2 separate regions of the Homo sapiens genome follow, and region 2 is linked to region 1. The links are chromatin contacts, found by Hi-C or POLR2A ChIA-PET in ENCODE. All regions are on one chromosome and are shown on one strand. Each heading gives the region's core, a stretch centred on a gene start or an enhancer-like site at or near the end of the contact. The rest is flanking DNA. Distances are from core to core; before and after follow the strand shown. Region 1 holds the start of WTAP (WT1 associated protein). Region 2 holds the start of RPS6KA2 (ribosomal protein S6 kinase A2).

What was found. Hi-C counts contacts between places; a loop is a spot of excess contacts on that map. ChIA-PET counts read pairs that join two places held with the same protein, here RNA polymerase II (POLR2A). Pooled maps may share reads with other maps.
Region 2: a loop to region 1 is called in a pooled map, with 14 times the contacts of the local background. The contact joins the promoter of RPS6KA2 here to the promoter of WTAP in region 1. A Hi-C loop is called at or near these places in 6 of 50 pooled maps. POLR2A ChIA-PET finds 5 or more read pairs at or near these places in 2 of 52 experiments (PC-3 and Panc1).

The regions. Positions count from the first base shown.
Region 1 is chr6:159,724,062-159,729,978 of GRCh38, reverse strand. WTAP (WT1 associated protein) reads right to left here and starts at 2,473. Exons shown (of 8, transcript NM_001270531.2): 1 at 2,276-2,473. It also overlaps a transcript of SOD2 not described here. RefSeq lists a silencer at 2,055-2,604 and enhancers at 2,067-2,664, 2,615-2,744, 3,095-3,184, 2,665-3,262.
Region 2 is chr6:166,624,143-166,630,059 of GRCh38, reverse strand. RPS6KA2 (ribosomal protein S6 kinase A2) reads left to right here and starts at 2,809. Exons shown (of 21, transcript NM_021135.6): 1 at 2,809-3,139. The coding sequence starts at 3,041. RefSeq lists silencers at 2,050-2,109, 2,360-2,529, 2,590-2,939.

The DNA.
Region 1 (5,917 bases), core at 1,224-3,723:
TAACACAGAAAAACAGCTTAGTATGGAGTTCAGTCTAGACTGGTTAGGTGCCTAGCATCCCAGATCCCAGTACCTTCCTGGCTCTTAGCATCATAAAGTTAGGTAACTCAGTTCCCTCTGAACGGAGGCAAGCGCCAGCCAAAACAACTTCAGTAAGAAGACACGGTACCTTGGCGAACAAATCATAGCTGAATGTAAGACACCAATCTGCAGACACTGTAGTAGCAAGGTACTGATGAGGAACTGAAAGGCCATCTTTTCCTTATCCTCTATCTGCCATGTGTGATTCCAAGCAAGTCTTTTAACTCTTGCAGTTTCCAAGTCAGCAAAAAGATAATTTTGCCTGTCTCACAAAGTGCTGCAAATATTAATGCTTTCAGCACAATAAAAATGCTATAGATTTTTCAAATAAAATATGAACATAATATGAACATAAAAGGCAACTTCAATGTGCACTTAGAAAAGATTAAATTCTATTAACTACATCTTCAAAGGCAGAAAATATTTACAGCAATATATTTTAGTCAGATGGAACATCTTGTTATACACAATACACAATGAAGTTTACTATTGTGGAGATACTGAAAAGTTTTTCTGTGTTAAGCTTAGTAACTACAAGAAGCAAAATATTTAGAGGCAGAAAAGTTGGAGACAACTAAAAAAATTAAAAACAAGAATAAAACCAAAATACTATCTTCAGTCTTCTTTTGCTGAAGGACCTACTAACTAACGTACAATTTTGAGGAGCAAGAAGCAAATACATAATGATCAAAACTGCTAAACAATATATTCAAGGGGATTCAATACTACATACAAGACCATAAGAGACCTTGAACGCTTTAATGTACTGTACAAATTGTGACAATGCTCATCTCCACATCACAGGGCTTTTTACACATTGTGTTTCATCTCTACCAGCTTATTTCTGACAAACAATACACAAAAATATTTTCAGCAAACATGACTCAACGTTGAATTGGAAAAGCTAGACATAAAAGAGCCATGTAAAAATAAGCAGTGCCTGGGACACACTATTATTATTACTTTTATCCTTTAGGAGTTAGCAATTCTGGTAGCTTGTCCAAATTCTGCCAATGAAAAAGTACTAAAAATACTGAACTTTTAAACCATGTGTCTGCTTAAGATACCTTAACATATAAAAGCACTGTAAGAAACACACCTACCCAAACCCTTAAAATGTAACCTCAACCTTATCACAAGCCAGCTTTGCGGACTGCAATCTTTCCCCGACTTGGCTAATCAGATGCTACTTGAATGAATTAAAATGTATCCATCTTGAAAAGATTTTTCGCTCATAGTTTTAAATTACGGTTTTAAATGTCCACAACATGTTTATCTATCGTAGAAAACTTAATGGTCAAAATTTTAAAATCCAAAAAACGAGAACTTGCGATGGATCTATGACGTCCACTTATCTTCCGAAGCAATGGAATTAACTAAAACTAGATAAAATAGGCACAAATACAACTTCCAATTGTAACATACTCATAGAAGTATTTCCCTACCAGACTAAATAATAGTTTTTTTGTTTTGTTTTGTTTTTTTTACATAATCACAGTTATGCTAGTCCTTGATAATGTTAAGCTAATCCTTTGGGATCAAACAACCAAGTGACTTTCTTATCAAAACAAGAACTCGGGCTTTTCCATTACGTGTACACAGACTTATGAAAAACGGTGAAAAAAAAATCTAGTAACTGTCTCACAGGGATCCAAGGTAAGACTTGGATTTCACAAAAATCTGCAATAATTCAGTTTCTTTCCTCAGAATGCTTATACTCATTTAAAAATGGAAGTCTACAAGAGAACGTAGTAACATCCTACTGCGTGACATGAAATGTAGGGAACGAATGTTTCTTTTTTTCCTTGCTGAACTCGTTAGTGCCGCCAGGTCCTCAGGAGAGGCCCAAGGGAGGTGAAGGGGGCGACCCCGAGGCGAGGAAAAAACGAGCGCCGCCGCTCAGCCCGGGGAGGGCATCCTCCGGCCTCCGTGAGTGGCCGGTCTCTCCGGCCGCCAGAGCACCCCTCTCAACCCGGGCCTTGGGGACGGAGGACAGAGATAAAATGGCCTCGAAGCGGCGGAAGTGTTCCCCGCAGGCGGGAAGGTAGAGCGGCTCACGAGAGACCGGTGCCGCACCAGGCCCGTGTGGCCTTTCGGGCCCTGCCCGCCCCTTACCCGCCGGGGGCGGCTGCGCATCAGCCCTCAGGCCCCGGAGGTCCCCCGCGTCCGCTCCCGCCAGCCGGCCCGCGCCTACCTCTCCAGGCAGAAGCCGCGCCGGCGCCACCGGTCGCATAGGCCGAGGCCGCGCTGCTTGCCCTGCCGCCCGGGCCCCCCGGGCCACCGCGCAGCCGGACAGCTCTGCCGCCGGCCCCGCCGCGCTCCTAGTCCCGCCGCAACCCCTGCGCTCCCCTTTATTTGTGGGTCTCGCTGCCACAAAATGGCGCTGAGGGAGGAAACCAGGCCCCGCCGCCCGGCCCCGCCCCGCCGCACGGCTCCGCTCCGCCCTGCCCCGCCCCACAGCCGGTCCGAACGCGCCGCAGGCCAGCGCCACTGCCTCCCGCCTCCCGCCTCCCGCCTCCCGCCAGCCTCCCCGCTCCGCCATGTTCGCCTTCTGGCCCACTCACAGGAGAGTCGCCTTTCAGGCGTGGCCGCAGTCACTCGCCCGCCGCCGAACCCCGCCAGGAGAGGAAAGGTGAAGGGAGGGAGGCCGTCGGCCTAGCCCGATCGGGGCCTCGAGGCACAATGGAGCAGCTGCTCCCCGGTAACACTCCCCGTCCTTTCCCAGGAGCCTGGCGCGAGCTCCGCGGGCCCCGGAGCTCAGCAAGCTCAGTAAGGGAAGCGGCCGAGGGGAGGGGCGGGCCAGCGAGGTCGGAGGTCAGCCCCAGGGCATCACGGGAAGGGAAGGTGGAAGTACTCGCCGGGGCCACCTGCGGCTGCGGGGCTGCCTCGTGCGGAGGGATCTGGGCGAAGGCGGCGCGTGATTGGCCGCTCTGTGTTCGTGACGCTCATCCGTGATGCTTCCGCGTGTCGGAGGACCAGGTGCCACCTCAAGAGAGAGGCCGTGGGCGGCGAGCCGCGGGCGTTTACTCTTAGCAGAAGCTCACCTGTAAGTTTTGAGAACTTAGAAACCGATGCCTTCCCTCTCATCAGTCGTGAGGCGCAGTCTCCTGGCCGCTGGGTTCGTTCCTCCTTGACATCTCTGGAGACGCATCGAGGAGCTATTGTTCTCTGGCGTCGGAGGTTGCGCTGTGTCCGCGGCGTTGAGGGCCCCTTGCTAACTGGAACACGGGGAAGGCGGCCCTGTGAGGTTTAGTGAACTCAATCAAAGAGGTCCTGCAAGTGGAGTAGACTCCCTGAAGTAAGACTGCCATCTGGACCGCCGAGTAATGGCGGTGTTACCTGGAGAACGTGAAACAGTCTCTAAACACTTACTAGAAGAGCACGTAATTCTTTTGATTGGTCTGTCCTTAGCCGGCTTTATCAAACCTGTTCATCCCCAAAGGAGTGTCTTGTAGTAAGGTGATTTATTAGGATAAGATTAAAGTACATTCCAGATGGTCGTAGTATATTTCCAGTGAATCAGATCGGTCTGGAGAAAATCTTTGCAACTCGTATCACAAGAGCTCTCAAAAATTGAAAACAAAAAGTGCAAAAGCCAAAGGAGAAAATGGGGAAGGACATGAACAGATGATTCTCAGAAAAAATACCGTAATGGTCTTTAAACATAGAAAGTCGCTCCACCTCACTTACAATGGAAATACACGTTGAAATTACCTTTCCTGGTGGGAGTGGAAAAATGGTTCAAGTTCCACGGAGTACAAAATTACTTGTGTTTATTCTTATACCTTGCAGTTATACTTCTAACCCTAACCTTATTCTGAAGGTGCAGCTCCACACATGGAAACAATAGGTATACAAGGTTATTGCAGTGCTATTTGTCATAGCAAAAGTTAGGGATAACCCAAATATCCGTTAATAGGGAACTGATTGGGAATGGTGCATCCATACAGTAGAACACAATGCAACCATTAAAAAGATTCAGGAAATAATCGTGTGTTGCTTTGGAATGAGTCTCAGGTTGTATTAAGTATTCACTTAAATATTTAAGTGTAGTAAGTATTCACTGTATTCAAAAGCAAAAATAAGCATATATGCTTTTATGTATTTACTTAAATACATAAAAATATATATTTATATTTAATATGAATATTTATGTGTATATGCTTATTTTCGGGGAGGAATTGGAAGGATATCCTGGAAACTTAACATTTTTAGTTGCCTATAAAGAGTGGGGGGTGGAGACAAGATTTCTCTGTCTTTGAACTTTTAGTTTTACATAGCCAAAAAAGTAAATAAAAAAGGAAACAAAGTAAATCCTAAGGTTGAAAGCAAATTGAAACAAATGAACTTAACTGTTAACTAATATAACTAAGATACACAGAAAAAATAATTATTCTTTGGGTTTTTTTTTTTTTTTTTGAGACAGTCTCACTGTGTTGCCCAGGCTGGAGTGCAGTGGTGCAATCTCAGCTCACTGCAACCTCTGTCTCCTGGGTTCAAGCGATTCTCTCAGCTCAGCCTCCTGAATAGCTGGGATTACAGGCATGCGCCACCATCCCCTGCTGATTTTTGTATTTTTAATAGAGATGGGATTTCACCATGTTGGCCAGGCTGGTCTGGAACTCCTGACCTCAGGTGATCCGCCTGCAGGTTGGCCTCCCAAAGTGCTGGGATTACAGGAATGAACCACCACCACTGGCCCCTCTGAGCTTTTGAACACAGTACTCTAGTAGTGTATCTGTGTTGTGATAGTGTAGTCTTTCCTTATATGCAGGAGATTGGATTTAGGACCTTCTGCGAGCATATACAGAAATCTGCATACTAAAGTCCCGGAGCTGAGCATAGGGAAAGTTGGTTCTTTGTGTAGGTGTGTTTTGCATCCCACTGTACTTCTGTTTTGTTTTCTTCCTTCCTTCCCTTTCCTTTCTTTTTCTTTTCTTTTTTTCTTTCTCTCCCTCTCTTCTTCCCTCCCTTCTTCCCTCCCTCCCTCTCTTCCCCCCTCCCTTCCTTCCCTTCTCTTGCTTTTCTTTTTTTTTTTCTTTTTTGAGAACAGGGTCTGACTCTGTCGTCCAGGCTGGAGTGCAGTGGTACGATCATGGCTCACTACAGCCTTGACTTCCTGGGCTCAAGCAATCCTCCCATCTCAGCCTCCCGAGTAGCTGGGACCACAGGCATGTGCCAGCACATCTAGCTAATTTTTTTCTATTTTCAGTAGAGAGCTGTGTTGCCTAGGCTGGTCTTGAACTCCTGGGCTCAAGTGATCCTCCCACCTAGCCTCCCAAAATGCTGGGATTATAGGTGTGAGCCACCGTCCCTCGCCCCACTGTATTTTTCATCTGTGTTGGGGTGAAAAAAATCCACATATAGGTGGACCCTGGCAGTCCAAACCAGTGTTGTTCAAGGGTCAACTGTGTATTCTAAGGATGAAAAAAGTGCACAGGAGCTTTCAGCTTCACTGATTTATGATTAATGGTAACATTGTTACTGTGGTTTTAAAACTCTGTACTGTATATGGTAGGATAACATAAGTATTTTAATGTTACTATATACAAAGATGTGCAGTGTGTGAGAGAATGAGATACAAACACAAGATCAAAGAAGTTCAGAAAAGGGCCGGGTGGCTGATGCCTGTAATCCCAGCACTTTGATAGGCCAAAGCGGGAGGATCACTAGAGTCCAGGAGTTTGAGACCAGCCTGGGCAACATAGCAAGACCCTGTCTCCATTTTTTAAAAAATTTAAAACAATTTTTAAGACGTTCATTCATCCGGGGGTGGGGGTGGAAACTAATATAAAGAATTTTAAGAAGTTCAGAAAAAAAAAGTCTGTAGTATTGA
Region 2 (5,917 bases), core at 1,560-4,059, 6.9 Mb before region 1:
CTCCTCCTTGACTTCGCCAATTAGAATTGGCTTCTCATTCATCTCTTACGCATTTCTTTCACTTTACATAAAAACGGCATGAGCTTTGTCTGTTCACTCACCTTCTCTTCCATAAGACTGTGAACTTCTTGGGATGTTGTAATCATTTTGTGTCACAAATGACCACCACAGTGCCAGATGTTAGTGCTCGATAATCACTTGTGGAATTGCATTGACCACACATCAGCTAATCTGGTACTCATAGAAGCAGCAGTCACCACGGAATTCAGTCTCAAACTTACTGTGCTTGAGTCAGAGGAAATGTGAGATACTCAGAGGTCTACCAAGCTCTTTATCTTCTCTTCAGTCCTCTCCCATTCCATCATCTGGGCAAGAGCCTTTATCAAGTTCACTTTCTTTTCTGGTATTTGGTAAGGATAATTTGGATTTCGGTTACAGTGGGTCTTGATATTATACCTACCCTAGATTTAGTGGTTTTGGAGGATTTCATTACATAATCACATGAAGTAGTGTTCCATGATCACTAGAGATTTTGGTATACGTGTATTTTACCAGGAGAAAAACAAAGGCAAACAGATTTATTGTTCTAGCAATGAATTCCAGTGAAATCTGAATGATTTTCCCTCCCAAGTTCAACAGAACAGTTTTGTTGCCTTCAAATTTGGGGAACTAATGAATGTCCCATGAAATATTTCCTTTCCAATTTTGTCAGATCAGGTCAAAATACTATTGTTGGTACAACACAAGCCTTGACTTAGGCCTGCCTGCCTTGGGGCTTTTGTCCTGAACAGGATGCCCATGAGTTGGTATAGGTGGCATTCAGCACTCCTGTCTCCGGCCAGTATTACTGGCTCCCCTTCCGAGGGAAGCATGGTCGGGTTGGTCCTCCCTCATTCCCGGAGTCTGTGTCCAGTTGGAGGTCCATCTACCTCTTCCCGTGCTGGGTACAGAGTGTCTTTGTGTTTGCCTAGAGCCAGGATGCCTGAGGGTCCCAGCAGGGATACAGGGCACTAAGAGGCTGGTTCTGAGAGCACAGATTACTACCCTCCCAGCAGAACCTTAAAGGAAGCAGGCAAAGCAGTTTTCATGGGCACTTAACTGGCACACCATCTTGAAAAGGAGCAAAAAGTGGTGTTTGGTGTCCTTGTGGGGTCCTGCACTTCTGTTTTTAAAGAATAGTCATTATAGATCCTTTAATACATAATATGAAAATCAATTGCACTATTTAAATTCACAAAGCACTCCCACATCCGTGATCTTGCATAAGCCTCTTGGTATCCAGTAAGGGAGGTGAGACAGGTTTCACTCGTATTTTCCTCTTAGAGATGAGTCGTGGGAACAACGTGCAACGGCACCCAAGTTCACCAAGCAAGGAAGGGGCAGCGCCAGAGTCGTGGTGCTAAACTCCCGGCTTCCACTCCGGAGCAGCACCGCTCAACGCGGGTCTCCAGGAAACCCAGAGAGCCTATCTGACCTCACCTCAGCCCGGATGCAGCATGACTTTAAAGCTCTTATTTAAGGACATTCTGACCTCTCTACCCACCTTAGCCAAAATAGACTACACAAGTATTAACGCAACATCTGACTAGTCCAGGGAGCAAAACAACGCGAGGATTTTGCAGTTCGCACTGCAAAAGAGCAAGCAAGACTTGTCAACTCACCACCGCACTCGTTTCTGCTCTTTGCAGGTGGTGATGGTGCTATGTCAATGGGCTCGGTTTCTCCCTGTTTTTAAATACAAACTCAACACGTGCACAAGAGGAAAACAGAGCAGGCTGCACGGGGTCGTGAGCCCGCATTCTCGGCCCTGCTGCAGCCCTTGGTGAGCATTTCTAGGAAAAAAAAGAAAAAAGTGTTTCCCTTTAAGGCGGATCCCGAGCGGCGCTGCCGCCAGCAGCGGGTCTGAGGGCCTTGCCCTAGACCCAGGTCACCCCGCCCGGGTATTCCCAGCGCGGGCCCTGATAAGCCATCTGTGTAGACGTTTCCTAGAGCGGGACCGGCTGCGGAGGGCGGATGCGTCTTTGTTCTGCAGCCGCGGGAGGGAGGCGCCCCGAGGGCTGCCTGAGCCCCCGCCCTCGGGCGCCTTTGTCCGCTCCGGCGGAGGGAAGGCGCCGGTTCCGCGGAGGGCGGCTCCTGGCCGAGCTGCAGGGCCCGCTGGCAGGCGGCGGTCCCTCGCTCGCTGTGCCGCTGAGGTTTTGGCTGCGTTTGCTGATCAACAATTAAAGTTTGGTTCGGCAGAGAAAAACATGATGACAAAGTGTGCATAGGGATGTTTTAAGGAAGGAAAACATAATGACGGCCCCAAGCTGGAAGAAAGAGCAGCCGGGCCGAAGTTGCGTGACAGGAACGCCCGCGACTGCGCGGCTCCGGAGCAGCTGCACAACTCGCCCGGGCCGGGAGCTGTCCCGGGCCGAGGCTCATTAGGTATGCGGCGGCTGCGGGCACTGATTGGCGGGCAGTGCTGTGGGCGGGGCCGTGGGCGGAACCGCGTGGGGGCGGGGCTGCACGGAGCTGGTTCTTGTAGGAAGGAGTAGAAAGAGGAGGAGGGATGGGCACCTGGAACCACAGGGCGGCGCTGATGATTGGAGGTATCGGCAGAGGCGGGGCTCTCCCGGGCGGGGCGGTGGGCTCTCATTGGCAGTGCTGGTGGTGGGTGGGAACGGGAGGGGTGGTGAGCGCTGATTGGCCGTAGTGGCGGGGCGGGGCGGAGGAGGAGGAGGTGTGCGTGCCGGGGCGCGGAGCGGCGGGCGCTGATTGGTGGTAGTGGTGGTGGGCGTGGTGTAGGCGTGGCGCGTGGCCGGCGCTGGTACTCGCAGGGGAGGCGGAGAAGGAGGCGGAGGGAGCGATTGTGGCCCCGGCCGCGGTGGCCGGCGCGGCCTGCCCTTTGTGACCGCAGCTCGCGCCCCACGCCCCGCGCCCATGGCCGCCGTGCCGGGCTCCCTGGCCACGCGTGCCCGCCCGCGGACCTGAGCCCCGCGCCTGGGATGCCGGGGATGCGCGTCCCCCGGCCCTGCGGCTGCTCCGGGCTGGGCGCGGGGCGATGGACCTGAGCATGAAGAAGTTCGCCGTGCGCAGGTTCTTCTCTGTGTACCTGCGCAGGAAGTCGCGCTCCAAGAGCTCCAGCCTGAGCCGGCTCGAGGTAATGCGGCCGCCCTCGGGGCGCGCAGGTGCCGGGCACTGAGCGGGCCGTGGTCGCCCGAGCCCGCCTCGCCACCCCTGGGTGGACCCCGAGACCCGTCAGGGAGTTCAAGTTACTGGAAAGCTGGTCCGGTTCCGAAAATCGAACCAAACGGCTCCAAACGTTATCGCTGGGACTCCGTAGTAATTGGGCGGTCCGTGGGTCCTCGCGGGGGCAACTCCACCCCCACTGCATTTCCAGCTGGTTTCTCCGCCGCTGGCTGCACGGGGTGTGGGATGGTCCCCTGTGGGCCACAGGGAGCCCCGGGTGAGGAGGGGCTTTCTCTGCAGCTAGACCGCCGAGTGGCGCGGAGCGCTCCGCGGGGGTCCCTCAAAGTCCCGAGTGGAGAAGCCCCCCAGCTCCGCCCTCCGAGGCGCTGATCAGGTGCTGTCTGCCGTGCCCGGCCGGCAGGTTCCACCTTATCTTGTAGCTCATTCGTGCACTTGAAGTCAGTGTAGAATTCACAGAACGGGGAAGAACAGGCAGCAGCACAATCTGCTTAGGCGTCTAAAACGGCGTTCAGGAGTAAAGAGCCTGATGCAATATCCTCGCAGCGCCGAGGCTGATACAGATTCGTCCTGAAAACCCAGAGTACTCCCAAAGCCCTGTCCTTTCTACCTGTCCCGCATCTTGGCATCTTAGAGTTTCCTTGTGGACGGTTCTCTCGTGGTGTGTTTTATTTCAACCATCAAATCTTATTCTCTTATTCCCAGTGTCCAAATCACATTGTTGAATCTATAGATGACAAAACAGTGAAACGTGTTTAAGTGAAAAAGACATGGTGATGGGGAGACTGAGGCTGGGACCCAAAGATTTCGCCTGACACTGTCCCGCCTTTGCCTCAAGGCTGGCACCTGTGGGGTTTTGGTTGGTTTGTTTCAGCTGGAACAATCTCAAATGTTTCATCTTGGTTTTCTTTGTCCCAGCTGCCATGATATTAGACACAGACATGGGTTCTGTAACCATTGAGAGACCTGAGGAATAGACAAAAAAGTAGAAGAGAATTACTTGTTTAAAAAGTTTCTCTTATGGCATCCCTAAATCAGAATTGGAAGTACTAGATAGGATCAGTATGGCCGGTTCCCGAGGGTAAAACACATCTTTCAAACAAAACTGTTAATCCAGTACTGGAGGAGGGCTTGCTTTTAAGTCTAATATTGAAAGAAATGAAGCACACCAGTGAGGCAAATCATTTTCCTGGGACACAGGCACTTAAAAAATCTGAAGTTGACAAGATCAGAAACTCAGAACAGTATTTATCTTTATCCGGATACATGTCTTTGTTTCCTGTTTCATCTCAATGCCAAGTTTATTAGACAACTCCTTGTCTCCTTCCATTTACTGTCTTTGCCAAGAAGAGGTACACGTGTGAGCACACTCCAGGCATTGTTTATGAAGAGCAGCACTAGACACTGGCTGACCAGTGGGAGTTCAGGAATCTGCCTGATTCTGGATACACACGCCTCTGGTGTCACAGGGTTCTGCAAGGAGGGCTGGGCTGCAGGCGTGCCTCCGGAAAGAATACAGTGGGAAACAAGCGGGGGGGGGGGTGGGGGGGTGGTGGGAATAGGAAACGAGGTTTCTTCCATGTAGAAATAAAATTTCTAGAAGTCATACATAAACCATCAGCGATGTAGGAGGTCAAATGGGCTGAAAATACATGTAGTCTAAGAGCAAGTAGTCAATTAGTGCTTCCTGTGTGCCAGATCCCGTACTAGGTGCTGGAGGTCTCACTAAGATGGTCAATAATGGCCGGGCGCAGTGGCTCATGCCTGTAATGCCAGCCCTTTGGGAGCCTAAGGCGGGCGGATTATGAGGTCAGGAGATCGAGACCATTCTGGCCAACATGGAGAAACCCCATCTCTACTAAATATACAAAAATTAGCTGGGCATGGTGGCGCGTGCCTGTAATCCCAGCTGCTCAGGAGGCTGAGGCAGGAGAATCGCTTGAACCAGGGAGTCAGAGGTTGCAGTGAGCCGAGATTGCGCCACTGCACTCCAGCCTGGCGAGAGAGCGAGACTTGTCTCAAAAAAAAAAAGGTCAATGCTAATACAATGCTCTCTTTTTTACAAATGCATTCCCCAGCTTTCTATTATTTGATACTTGTGAAAATCGGGGTAGCATATGTAACTTTCCTCATTCTATTGCTAAGGGGAAGAAACCCTGAGAGTTTGAGAGTCTTGTTAAAAGCTTTCCAAGGAATTCATTCTGCAAGTGTTTATGGAGGACCGGGTCTTGGGCTGGTCTTTTTCTGGATACTGTGTCCAAAAAGACACGAGACATAGAAGTCCTGGCCTCAGGGCACTTCCACCCAGTGATGAGTCTCACAAGCAGCTGACTTTGTGCCCCAGTCCAGTAAGTTCCTCTTCTGCGCCCTACCCATACTTGAGAAGGCTGCCTGTTCGTTTGTGTGTTCACAGCTGGTTATAGGCCAAGAAGCACTCATCAAAAAATGTAAAACTGAGCAGGGGAGGTCTGTCAATGGATTGAGGTTGAGAAATAGGACACAAAGTACTGAACACAGATGTGTATTTCCTCTGTGTGGATGAATGAGAAAGATAACTTGTTTTATAATAGGAAACATTTTAAAATTGTTTCTGTGAAATTTATATTTTGAAATATACAAAGACTTTGAAAATTTTTGTTATTTGAAATTCAAAGTCTAGTGACATAAACAGGAAATTAATGTAGTTACTTTAAGTTGAAAACAATATCTTCATTTAAAAGGCTTTCAGAGA